2 separate regions of the Homo sapiens genome follow, and region 1 is linked to region 2. The links are chromatin contacts, found by Hi-C or POLR2A ChIA-PET in ENCODE. All regions are on one chromosome and are shown on one strand. Each heading gives the region's core, a stretch centred on a gene start or an enhancer-like site at or near the end of the contact. The rest is flanking DNA. Distances are from core to core; before and after follow the strand shown.

The links. A loop is a pair of places that touch in the nucleus more often than their neighbours do. ChIA-PET counts read pairs that join two places held with the same protein, here RNA polymerase II (POLR2A). Pooled maps may share reads with other maps.
Region 1: a loop to region 2 is called in a map of gastrocnemius medialis, with 13 times the contacts of the local background. The contact joins two enhancer-like sites. A Hi-C loop is called at or near these places in 2 of 168 maps with a recorded cell type or tissue (gastrocnemius medialis and psoas muscle) and 2 of 50 pooled maps. POLR2A ChIA-PET finds 5 or more read pairs at or near these places in 1 of 52 experiments (activated CD8-positive, alpha-beta memory T cell).

Annotation. Positions count from the first base shown.
Region 1 is chr16:79,539,491-79,545,562 of GRCh38, forward strand. It overlaps a transcript of MAF not described here. Among named protein-coding and RNA genes, the nearest start is that of MAF, 58 kb to the right of the region's middle. Within about 2 kb of position 2,751, at least 8 of the 41 ENCODE cell types and tissues checked have a DNase peak (open chromatin) inside an H3K27ac peak, as active enhancers do; they include gastrocnemius medialis and psoas muscle, where a contact is called at or near this core.
Region 2 is chr16:79,357,852-79,363,872 of GRCh38, forward strand. It overlaps a transcript of MAF not described here. Among named protein-coding and RNA genes, the nearest start is that of MAF, 240 kb to the right of the region's middle. Within about 2 kb of position 3,685, at least 2 of the 41 ENCODE cell types and tissues checked have a DNase peak (open chromatin) inside an H3K27ac peak, as active enhancers do; they include gastrocnemius medialis and psoas muscle, where a contact is called at or near this core.

The DNA.
Region 1 (6,072 bases), core at 1,501-4,000, 180 kb after region 2:
GAGACTCCACCTCAAAACAAAACAAAACAAAAGAGAAAGAAAGAAAAGAAAGTTTTAAAATTAACTATAACAATTTTTCGTGAACATTTATAATAAAGATATAATCAGAGATTCAGACTAAGATTTATAAAGATGTTCAATATAGTGTTATCTATAACAGGAAAAATGGAGACAATCTAAACATCCAATAATAGTTTGATAATTAAATAGTTTCATTCATAAAGTATAATATTCTGCAGCTTTGGATAATGTTAATTACACATAGCCTAGTGCTAAACGGAAAAATGCAAGATGCATGCCTTTCTAAATGCCACATGATCACAATCATGTCAGACACTCTGAGGCATGTGTGCATTGAAAATCCATTGCAAAAAGATTCTCCGAGGTAAAAATGGTGATTTTTTTCTCTGATGAAATTATGAGTGATTTTTAGCTTTTCCTATATCCTTTACTGTAAGTATGAGATGATTTCTGTAACAAAAAAATATATATATAAATTTTAAGCAAACATAGCCAGGTGAGTCTCTCCTGAAGCCCACTGCTGGGAGGAGCCTCATTTGTGAGCTGTCCCTGCTAAGGGGAAGAATTGAGACTGCAGTGGTAGAGTCAGGGCCAAAAGGATCCCCAAGAGGTCACCACAGGAGCATGCAGCCACCGAGGCAGGTGGAGGACCAGAGGCTGTAAAGGAATGAGGTGGGATTATCAGACAGGTTACGTGATGAAGACTCTGAGAAAAAGCTGGCCAACTAGATGGAACACAGCACCTCCTTGTAATCCCCAGGGAGGCCATCTCCAGACACATCGAGATTGCAGTTAGGGCATGAGAGCTCAGTAACTCTGCTTCCCTGAAGTCCCTGCGCTCTGGTGTCACTGGCTCCCAGAAGAACCATGAGAACCAAACAAACCTGATTCCAACGCTTCAACCACTCAGCCTCCCAGCGAGATCAGTTACTCTGAAGACAAGGGCATCCACGCACCAAAAGACTCACTGGCCAGCTCAGACGAAGCCAGCTGGAGGACTGGGTCCATCACAGGGGCTTCCTCTCCCATCAGCACCCCACCCTGCTCATGGTCAACAATGCTCATTGGCATGGTCAACTGGCTAGGAACCTCTGTGGGAAGCCAGACCACTTTGCTGGGTGTCTGCTTCCCGGTGCATGCCGGGGAGATGGCAGATGACCTTGTGAAGGTCTAATGAGGTTGACAATGTAGATCGAATTTTGCGTGGCACAGGCTGGAAATAAACAATTCAGTATCCAAATATGAGCATCAGGACTCACCCTCTTCTCTGACATGTGGGGAAAACAGCTATCTTAGGGTTATTTGGGAAAAGTAAAGGAGTTGGTCTGTAAAAAATTTAGCGGCATCTGCAGTGCACAATCTAGGTTAATTATTACTCTTTACTGCTACTACTGTACTTTTACCATTAATACGATTATCACCACTACTACTATTGCTATTACCGCTAGTACTATCACTACTACTATTTACTACGGTTACTACAACTGCTATTTTTAGCACTACATCACACTACTACGGTTACTACTGCTGTTGCTACCATTACTACTATTGACACGATTACTGCTATCACTATTCCTGTTACTACTAGAGCTGCTGCTACTGATATTACCACTACTATACTAATCTAATAGTGCTATAATTATTGCTATCACAATTACTTTTACCATTACTGTTACTACTGCTGCTTCTTCAACGACTGCTATCGTACTCTAAGCCACCTCATGCGTTTACAGCAACCACACATTCCAGATTTAAGGGAAATCATCTTGGTTGGAATTATTCTGTCTCATCACCTCCAAAAGTCCTCTCACAACTGTCAGACTATGCACCTGTTCGTGCAGAAAATATTTGTACCCGTAACCCAAACCCTTGTTGAGTGAGGCAGTCATGCGCAGGGCTGAAGGAGCCTGCGTCAGTCCCTGGCAGGGACTCTAGGCACAGTAGTACCTGCTTCCCAAACCACCAGAAAAAAAAAAAAAATAATAAATGCTGCTACACAGGAGCTGTTCTCCTTTTAAGGATAAGGAAACTGAGGCTTAGGACAATACGTAATATGGCCAAGTTCATACAGCTGGTGAAAGACGAGACCCTAATTCAGACAAGGTTCTACCAGGGCCCTTGTTACCAGCTAAGCTACTAGGGTTTTTTTAGTTTTTTTTTTTTTTTTTTTTGAGATGGTGTTCCAGTCTGCTGCCCAGGCTGGAGTGCAATCTTAGCTCACTGCAACCTCCACCTCCGGGTTCAAGAGATTCTCCTGCCTCAGCGTCTTCAGTAGCTGGGATTAAAGGCAGGCACCACCACGCCCAGCTAATTTTTGTATTTTTACTAGAGACGGGGTTTTACCATGTTGGCCAGACTGGCCTTGAACACCTCACCTCAAGCGATCCACCATCCTCAGCCTCCCAAAGTGCTGGGATTACAGACATGAGCCAACAAGCCCGGTTACTACTAGGGTTTTGAATGATTAAAAAACAGGTTCAGATTGTGGCATTTGCTCAGTTTCCTCAAGGCATGAGATAGGCTTTGGAATAAAAAGCTAAGCTGGTTGGTCCCAGTTCTCCTGACTCCAAGCGTTTCAGTCTTTGGTGACAATTTCCTCCAACTGCTAATGACAATTCAGCGGCAGGTGACCATCCTTGCTGGGACACGGGGCTCCTGGAGCAAGTCCTGTGCAGCTGAAGAGGGGAGCGAATGGGAACTTTGGAAGGAGGAGGAAACAGGAAGTCCAAGCGAGCTCCACGAAGCCTCCGGGCAGGAACGCAAACAGGAAAGCGGTTCTCAGCCAGTGGTGGCCTCTCGCTAGCTAGGTCTGGTGTCCCCAAGGCCCCCCTGGTGCGTGTTATTTTTGGACCATGCCACGTGGTGAGTAAGTGCCTGTTGGATTAGATAGAGTCAAGGCCAGCTTCCAGGCTGGTGTCTCCCAAGCAACAGGGGTCAGTGGCCCCAGGGACATGGCCTATGGCGGAGTTTCAAATCACACTACCCCCAGCCACCCCCCAGACATCTCTGAGGCCCTTGGATAACAAAAGGAAGCAGGGAAAGAAAGAGGGAACTGCTCTTCCTTCCCCTCCAATCAGAGGTCTCCACTCTGGGTACAGTGGCCAGATCTGATGACCTTAGCAAAGCCGCTCTTGGCCTGGAGAATCTTGCAAGCTTGGACTTTCTGGGGCTCGTGCACTGATGGGCAAGCTGGGTTTCCTGGACTGGGAGGGGTTAGCTTCCTTCCCCTTTGGGACTCATACCTCAACCCCATAGCAATTCACTGAACTGCTCCTGGCCTTGGTTAATCTTCAGTGACCATGGCTAGTAGATCATGATAGACTTTAAGAAAGGAGTGTCAAGGCAGTTGGTTTCCACATAAGTTAGACTCTGGGTGGTTTTTATATCATAAGCTAGCACATCTGACCTATAATAGTAAAGAAATTATCCCATTGTGTGACCTTACAGGATTGCATATGTGTGTGCATGCACACGTGTGTGTATGTGCAGTTATGTTTTCTCTCTCCATCTCTCTCTCACAATCACATAAACAATAAAAAACAGTAAATGTTAAGCCTTTTAAAAGCAGAACCACATCATTTTGAGTTTTGCATTTCACTAGACAAAGTGGGAACATTCGTGGTAACATCATGAAGAGTGATAACATAGTAATAAAAGCAGATTTTTCTCAGGCATTTAAAAGGATAAGAGACAAAGGTAGGCGCGATCCATGCTAGCTGGGTCTGTCCATATGATTCCCCAGTATCTTGGAGACAGGCAAGAGTGTAGCTAGAATGGGATTTTAAGCCAGGGAGAACTGGGGATCAATCCCGGTCAGACACCATGACCCTGGTCAAGTGCCTCCTTCCCACTTATCTCATACACAAAATGGGAATGGTGCCTACAGTAGAGGCTTTCTGCCAAGATGACAAGAGCCACTTACACAAAGAGCATGTGGTGGACACCTAGCGGATGTTCAACAAATGTCTGGATGTTCTCAAGATGGCGGGCAGTCCCACCTTTCCAAAGCCTTTGCGGGCAGGACAGACGCGCTCAGTCACAAAATTCCTTTCCTTTGTCTCAATGCCCCACGTTCTGGGTAACATAATATGGTGCTCCTCAACGGTGGCCAAGGGTCAATGCGATGTTTACAGCTGAACAATTTCCAGGCCCTCTTTTCTTTTTCTTTTTTTTTTTTTCTTTTTTTTTTTTCTGAGACGGAGTCTCGCTCTGTCGCCCAGGCTGGAGTGCAGTGGTGCAATCTCGGCTCACTGCAAGCTCCGCCTCCGGGGTTCACGGCATTCTCCTGCGTCAGCCTGCCCAGTAGCTGGGACTACAGGCGCCTACCACCGCGCCCGGCTAATTTTTTATATTTTTAGCAGAGACGGGGTTTCATCGTTTTAGCCAAGATGGTCTCCATCTCCAGACCTCGTGATCCACCCGCCTCGGCCTCCCAAAGTGCAGGGATTACAGGCGTGAACCACCGCACCTGGCCCAGGCCCTCTTTTCTTGTACCAAGGTAGAGAGACAGACACCAAGAGACACCCCCATCTTTGAATGCTAGACTAAAAACGGGAAAATGTTTGTAAAATTAAGTTTTAAAAAGCTACCCCAACAAGTGGTATGATATGGTCAACCGTGGGGGGGAAAGTTTGCACAGAGAATCAAAGAATATACACTAAAATAAGAGGAGCAACTATTAAATTTACAGTTCAACACAGTAGGAACTAGCTACATATGGCTATTTAGATTTAAATTAATTAAAATTAAATAGAACTAAGCCTTCAGTTCCTGACACACTAGACTCATTTCAAGTGCTCGGTCATCACACATGGCAGATGGCTACTGCATTGCACAACACAGATCTAGAAGAGTCCATCAGCAGAGAAAGTTTTACTGGACAGCACTGATGTAGAGATGGAGGTATTTTGAGTGATTTCAAAATTTTATTTCCCTAAATAATATTCCATCATTATTTTTTTCCTATAAAAATGTAAATAGCAGCCGGGCATGGTGGCTCATGCCTGTAACCCCAGCACTTTGAGAGACCGAGTTGGGTGGATCACAAGGTCAGGAGATCGAGACCATCGTGGATAACATGGTGAAACCCCGTCTCTACTAAAAATACAAAAAATTAGCCAGGCGTGGTGGCAGGTACCTGTAGTCCCAGCTACTCGGGAGGCTGAGCAGGAGAATGGCGTGAACCCAGGAGGCGGACCTCACAGTAAGCTGAGATTGCACCACTGCACTCCAGCCTGGGCGACAGAGCAAGGCTCTGTCTCAAAAAAAAAAAAAAAAAATGTCAGTAGCAACAGACAAAATACTAAAATATTATTTTATGTATTGATATGGCACCTTACTTACATTCATTCATGTTTGGTAAAACTGAAATCACAGAAAGAGGTGCTAACCTAATAACGAGGGACTGATCCTTAGACAGGACTTTCATGTTTGGCCATTGCTAAGTTAAGCCTCATGGGGCTTGAGGTGGTTCTCTATGAACTCAAGCAATCTTGGGTCAGGGACCACTGGCTCCCTCAGGCCAGGATGGTGTCCTTCACCACTTTCCAAGAAGACACTCAGCATGCATTTCTGTTGTTTGTTTTCCTTCTTAACTCCTGGAATATTAAATAGATGATCTCAGAATCTTTCCCTCCATGGTTCTAAATTATATCCTTAAATAATGTGGAGGAAAAAAAAGTGAGAAAGGGCAGAACATGCATTACAAAGTAGACTCAGACACAGGACATTGTTTTGGACCTCAACTTCCCGCAAATCAAGCTTGGAGAACATACACAGTGTCTGTGTACTGAGTGAAAGGTGGGGAATGCAGAACTGGACATGCTGCAGAACTGAGGGGGCCCATGCAAAACGACAATGCAAGGTTCCTTGTTCAAAAAGTATCAAGAGATTCAAGGGGACAGCAGAATGTTAAATCAAGTGTGGCACCCATTTGAGCATGAGTACAACTGCACACATTGCATGCCTATGAAGATGGACCCCATGCAGAATTCCAGTTTTTCACAAGCCATTGGAAAAAAAAAAAAAGATTTCAATAGAAAATCGTGGACA
Region 2 (6,021 bases), core at 2,435-4,934:
CATAGATGTATCCCCCTTGCATGGGTCTGCTGACCTTGAAGGTGGCCAGCATCTCAGGGGCTAACCTGATCCGGGCTGGGACTGCCAGCAAGACACTTAGTTCAAGTACAGAACAACCAGCATTGCTCTTGGACACCGTGTGAAGGTACTTGAATGGCCAACTTGTGTCCAGCACCACTTTGCCACCAAGCAGTACCTTGCAGGGATATGGAAAGAACTCAAAGCAGCTGTTCCCAGGCACAGTCACGGCACATCACAGCCCCTGCCCCCAGAGGAAGGGCAGCAGGGCCAGGAATTTTTCCCACCAACAGCTAAACTGTTTGCTTTTCAAATACTGGCGATGTAATGAGAGCTAAGACTTCTGGAGGAGGCAAATCCTGCTCACTGGCTTCGGCTCTGGGGCTGGGGGGTCCTGGTCGAGAGTTCCTCGACCCCAGCAGGCTACAGGGTGATGATTGCTAGGATCTGCTACATTCCAAGGTACATCAGTATGACCTCCAAGGGATGAGAACTGGACAGGCAGCTTGACCCTTGACCTCCCTCGTTCACTGATCCCCTAGCTGTGATTATTTTTAATTTTGATGACGTTCATTTGGGAGAAGGCAGCCCAGCAGAGCTACTTGATCCCACCCAACTCCAGAGATCCCAGCCAGGCCTGGATAGCTCCCGGGGCAGGGTAGATAGAGGAGCGTGGATGGGAGGCGTGAGACTGCAGTGAAGGATCCCACCTTGGCAGCTGCTCACAAAATGTGAACAAGTCACTTTACTTTTTTGCGAGGATGTAAAAAGATAATGTAGGTGAGGGCTTTACAGATACCTGACATGCAGGAAGGCATGAAGTGCCGGCTGCTGAGATGATGGTGAGCACTAACTTTTAAGACTGTTGGCTTTATCATGAAACAAGTATGCCTCTCCAATGTTAAAGCCCCAGTCTCCCACCTCATTCTCTCAGATTCTTGCTCTGGAGCCCATTCCTGGGGAGTCTGAGATTGAGGTAGGCCAACAGGATGCTGCAGAGGCTGCTCCGATGGGAGGGAAATTTCCTGGCAGAAGTGGTCAGTGCTGTGATGAGGCCCTTCGGTACAGGCCACCCCTGGCTGCTTGGGAAGGCCACAGATTTAGAGTGCCGGAATGAACAGAAAGGCTCTCCACAAAATGCATATTTTTCAGGGAGGCCTGAATAAGGCAGAATCTAGACAACAAAGGAGCCAGTGCCCAGATCCACAGGCATCCCCGGAAGCTGGCATGGGTTTGGAACTATAACATGCCCCCAGATTCCAAATCTTTCTCTCTCCATACATCATTCCATATGCATGCCCCACAGTAGCTGGGGAATGGAGAATCAGAAGGCTGTTTTACGCCATCACTTTCTTTCCTAAACCAGGTCATCTTGTTGCCATGTACCCCAAAGGGCACATCTTTGCACGAGGTCTCAGGAAGTGATGGTGATGTCAGTTCCAGTAGCTTTTACAGAGGCGTTTGCTAATAGTGCCTTAACAGGAAATTCTAGGGCACAGCAAAAAGTTTCTCTGATGGGATGCCAGTATTTTCAGATGACTTTTTGCTGAAGAATATTCTAGAAGATAAGATAGTCTAATGCACTGTCCTCAAAGTTGATCAGATCATCCACTCAGCCACATCAAGCTAATGCTTAATGTGCTCTATCAAGACATGCCAGGGAGTGGGTTATGCTGAGGGACAAAGCCAGCCCCAATTGCTGTTCTTTGAATGCACCCAGCTAAGGAGGAGAATTCAGATAACAATTAAATCATTACGGAAATCAATTAAGGTAAATAATCTGATTTTTTTGATTAACAATTTGACTTGAGTTCTTTTACTTTGTAGCCAAGAGCTTGGGGGTCAAGCAGACCCCAGCTTTCTTCTGAGGTAAGTGCAGAGTAGGACCACACCAACAACTCATCTTTCATCTTAAAAGAGACACTGGCATTCAGGAGGGAGTCCAGAAGCTGGGGACAGTGATGATGAAGGATTACTCAACTGTTTCACATGTGCAACAGCTGGGAAGTGGAAGGAGCTTAACCTGGAGAAGAGAAGGCCATGGGATATTAGATTGCCATCTTATAACATGTGAAGGATTGCCATTCATGGGTGAATGCTCTTGGCATGGGGAGTATTGTTCTGAGTAGGACCAGAGGGAAGAACCTGGAGCAATTGGGGAAGAGGGTGGGGTGGCTTTCAGGTTCATGCAAGGAAGGACTTCCTGACTCTTGGAATGGCTGCCTTGGAACACAGGGAGCTGTCCATGAGAGAGCTATCATGTCTCATTCTTGTCTCCATTAGCCACCCTGTTTCCAAGCTTGTGATGGGCTCCATTGAAAATGATGTTCACATATTTGGATTGCTCTCCCCATCTTTTTGAACCCCTTCCCCTCTGTCCTGCCTCATGTTCTGCTATCCACCTGTCTCTGCTCTCCTGGGGAATCTCACCTGGCCTTGTTTCCCATCTGCAGCCTCCCAAATGCCCTTAAATGATGCCCTACTGGGTTTGGTTGGATTACGGCAATACACAAAAGCATGGCTTTGGAGCAAGACAGACCTGAGATTAAATCCCAGCTCTACCACTCATGAGTCATGTGGCTGTGTGCCAGTGCCGTCTCTGAGCCTGTTTTTCTCATCTGTAACTTGCAGGTGATGACACTACCTGTTAGGATTGTTGGGAGACATTCAATGAGATCTGTGGATAGCCATAGGCTTAGGGTAAATAATCTCATTTTTCTTCAACAGCAATTAACCAATTTGACTTGAGTTCTTTTATTTTGCAGCCAAGAGCATGAGGGTCAACCAGACTCAGTCTATAAGAGGTCAGGGTAGGACAAGTTTTGTCTTTTCTGCTTGCTCTGCAAGTGCTGTGGGCATTTCAATCATTTTCAGAGAAGCGGCAAGATCCACTGCAAGAAGGAGTGGAACAAGGACTTGGCCTGCCCTACAGATAGGATCATAGCCCACCCAGCAGGGATGACTCAGGAGCATCTACCTACCCTTTAACTGGAGTTGCTCCTGCCATGAAAGCTGACTGTGAACATCTCTTTCTAACTCCATGTTCAGGGACTTTGTGTTGTTAGCTGGAAGTCGGCCATGGTAGGAGCATTTACACCACAGAAATTGGCAAAAGCTACGAATCAAGACTCCTTCACCCCCCAGCAATATTTATGTTACTAAACACATTCCAGCACACACTATTCCTTTGACACTATGAAAAGAAAGGCCCAAATCACACTATTCACCTTCAAAATCTTTGGGTTCCCAAGGAACAGGAATCAGTAGTACAGATAAACTTTGCCTTGATATGCAGGGAGAACTTTTCTGGTGGAGTTGACACCAGGGATCTGTGCCCCTCTCTGTTGTCCCCTCATTAGGAGAGCTGAGGGTGTCCACATGGGTTGTCATTTAACTTTAATCTACCAGCATCCATGGAGAGCACTCTGAGTCCCTCCTCTAGGTGTACCCAGGAAGGATGTGGAAATCACCAATGATTGGGAACAAGCTGCACCTGTGAAGCAAGGTGCCTGGGTTGGAACTTCTCAATAATGTATCATTTCCTTATAGGGGCCTAAGGAGGCTGAGGCATGGTGTTGAAGTTTGATTAGTAATAAGAACATAGCAGGTTAACCTCTAACATTTAGCACTTTCCCCCGGATTGAATGACGGATCTCTATCTGGGTGAGCCATGCTAGCCGGCTGCCTGGGAACATTACACCTCTCTAAAAGCTGTCAGTCTCTGTCACTGTCTTTGCACAATGGAGCCCATAGCTATTTTTAAAGGACTGTGTCACCTTTCAAGAGAAATTACGTCTGCACGAAAGATTGGTTTTTTTTTCTTTTGGTTGTTTTATATACAGATTTGGTGGTCTTTCATCTCCCAAGGTGAAGTTCGGTGCTGAATCCCCCACAAGCTGACATTGTTTTGATTTTTATTTTAGGGAGAATATGAAGGAATCGAGAAAAAGTCAGATAAATGCTTAAAGTCCAGGCTGTTACAGAGAGGCATCTTGTCTGTAGAAAGGAAAGGAAAGGAGCAGACAGAACGTTTGTCCTGCAAGCACTGGGTGGCAAGCATTTGACTATAATAATTGCTATTTTGTTAAATCCTTTCCCAAATTCTGCCAAGACAGAGATCGTTAACCCCATTTGAAGATGAACTGGATTAGGAAGGTGGGCTCTGAAATAAAACTCTCTGGGTTTATAATCCCAGGTTGACTTGGAGGCCACTTACCTATCTGTGATATCATGCCTCAGTTTCCTTAATCTTCAAAATGGTGCTATTCACAGTGCTTACCTCATTATAAAGGTATTGTGAGAATTAAGTTAGTTAATCCAAGGTAAGTATGTAGACAAATGCCTTGAACATAGTCAGTGCACATAAATATTGTTTGTTTGCTTGTCTGTTGTTTGTGTTAGAGTGTTTGTGTTAGCGTGCAGCATCTGATGACTATGCTTTTTCAGGCTTTTTAGTAACAGTATTGCTCTCGCTGACACACACAGATGCCTTGAATATACGAGTTACCCCCACTTTTCAGAGGGAGATCCCAGTGCTTGCCTCAATGAATTTTGTTGTTGCTGAGAAGGTTAAATTGAGATCCTTCATGTCGAATGTTTGACTCAGCCCTCAGTGCATGAAAAGCTCTCAGCACATTAAAGTTATTTATTAGTCACCATTAGAAATAGTCCTCTCATGAGGAAACAGATTTAGAAAGTTGCGAATGAACTATAGGCACGAAGAGCAGGTTGCTGCAGTGAAAACGGAATATTCTGAAAGACTTGTCAAAGGCAGACGGGGTAGTCAAGTTAGATCTAATAAGCCTCTAAAAACCCATTGATAAAATTCTAGACTGCATACCTTTACATTCTACACTTTAAAGAAAGTGAAACTCCAAGTTGCAGATGAAGCAGTATGGGTGTGGTTTCCACAATGGGAACACCTGGTGCTCTACTCCAGACCTGCTCAAAGCAAGTGCTTTGCTCTTACAAAAGAGAATAGTAAGAAAGTGTGCATTTATATCTTTTAAGTTAAAGCAAAATGCCTGTTATATACTGGTATATCCTTTTTTTATGATTCCCTGCATTAAGCTTCTTTTATGATTAACTATCCAACTAGTAATCCTGTTAGCCTTGCATAAGGGACTATATTTCAACTGCAAAGTCATTTCAGCTTCAGAAACTGCCCTCACTTCTTTCTTTATCACCTGATATGGGTCCCTAAAAGGGGGGGAACATGCAGGGAAGAAGAGGGGCAAATCTGTTTATCTGAATATCTATTAATTTAAAAATCATTGAGAAAGCTCCTAACTCATGATAGAAATCAGAGATGCAAAGATGAACAAGGGTAGGGGGGTGGGGAAAGTCCCTGCTCTTAAGGATCGCTCAGCTCTTGTGGAGGAGATATATTAAAATACAGCTCCTTCTTGACTTACAATGGGGTTATGTCCTGATAAACCCAACCTAAGTTGAATATATAGTGAGTCACAAATACATTTAATACACCTAACTTAGCAGACATCATAGCTTAGCCTAGCCTGTCTTAAACATGCTCAGAACACTTCAATTAGCCTACAGTTGGGCAAAATCATCTAACACAAAACCAATTGTATAATATGTTGTTTAATATCTAATGTAATTTATTGAATACTTTACTTACTTACTTACTAGTGAAAAACAGAATGGTTGGATGGGCACTGGAAGCGTGGTTTCTACTGAATGTGTATTGCTTTCTCACCATTTTAAAGTTGAAATATTAAGTCAAACCATGTTAAGTCCAGAGCATCTGTAATTACAATACAACGAAATTGGTACCAAAATGGAGGTCTGATAAAGTTCCTGAAAGCATAAAGGAAGAAATGGTTAACTCTGACCTCAGTGAATGGGGTCACTGGGGCAAGACTTCAAAATAGGAGACTTGGTAAGAGTTGTAAAGGATCATTAAGAGTTGACTAGATATAGGACATCTAAGTGAAGGAAGAGAAGGAACAAATATCTGGAGGGTGAATGGGTGTGATCTATGTT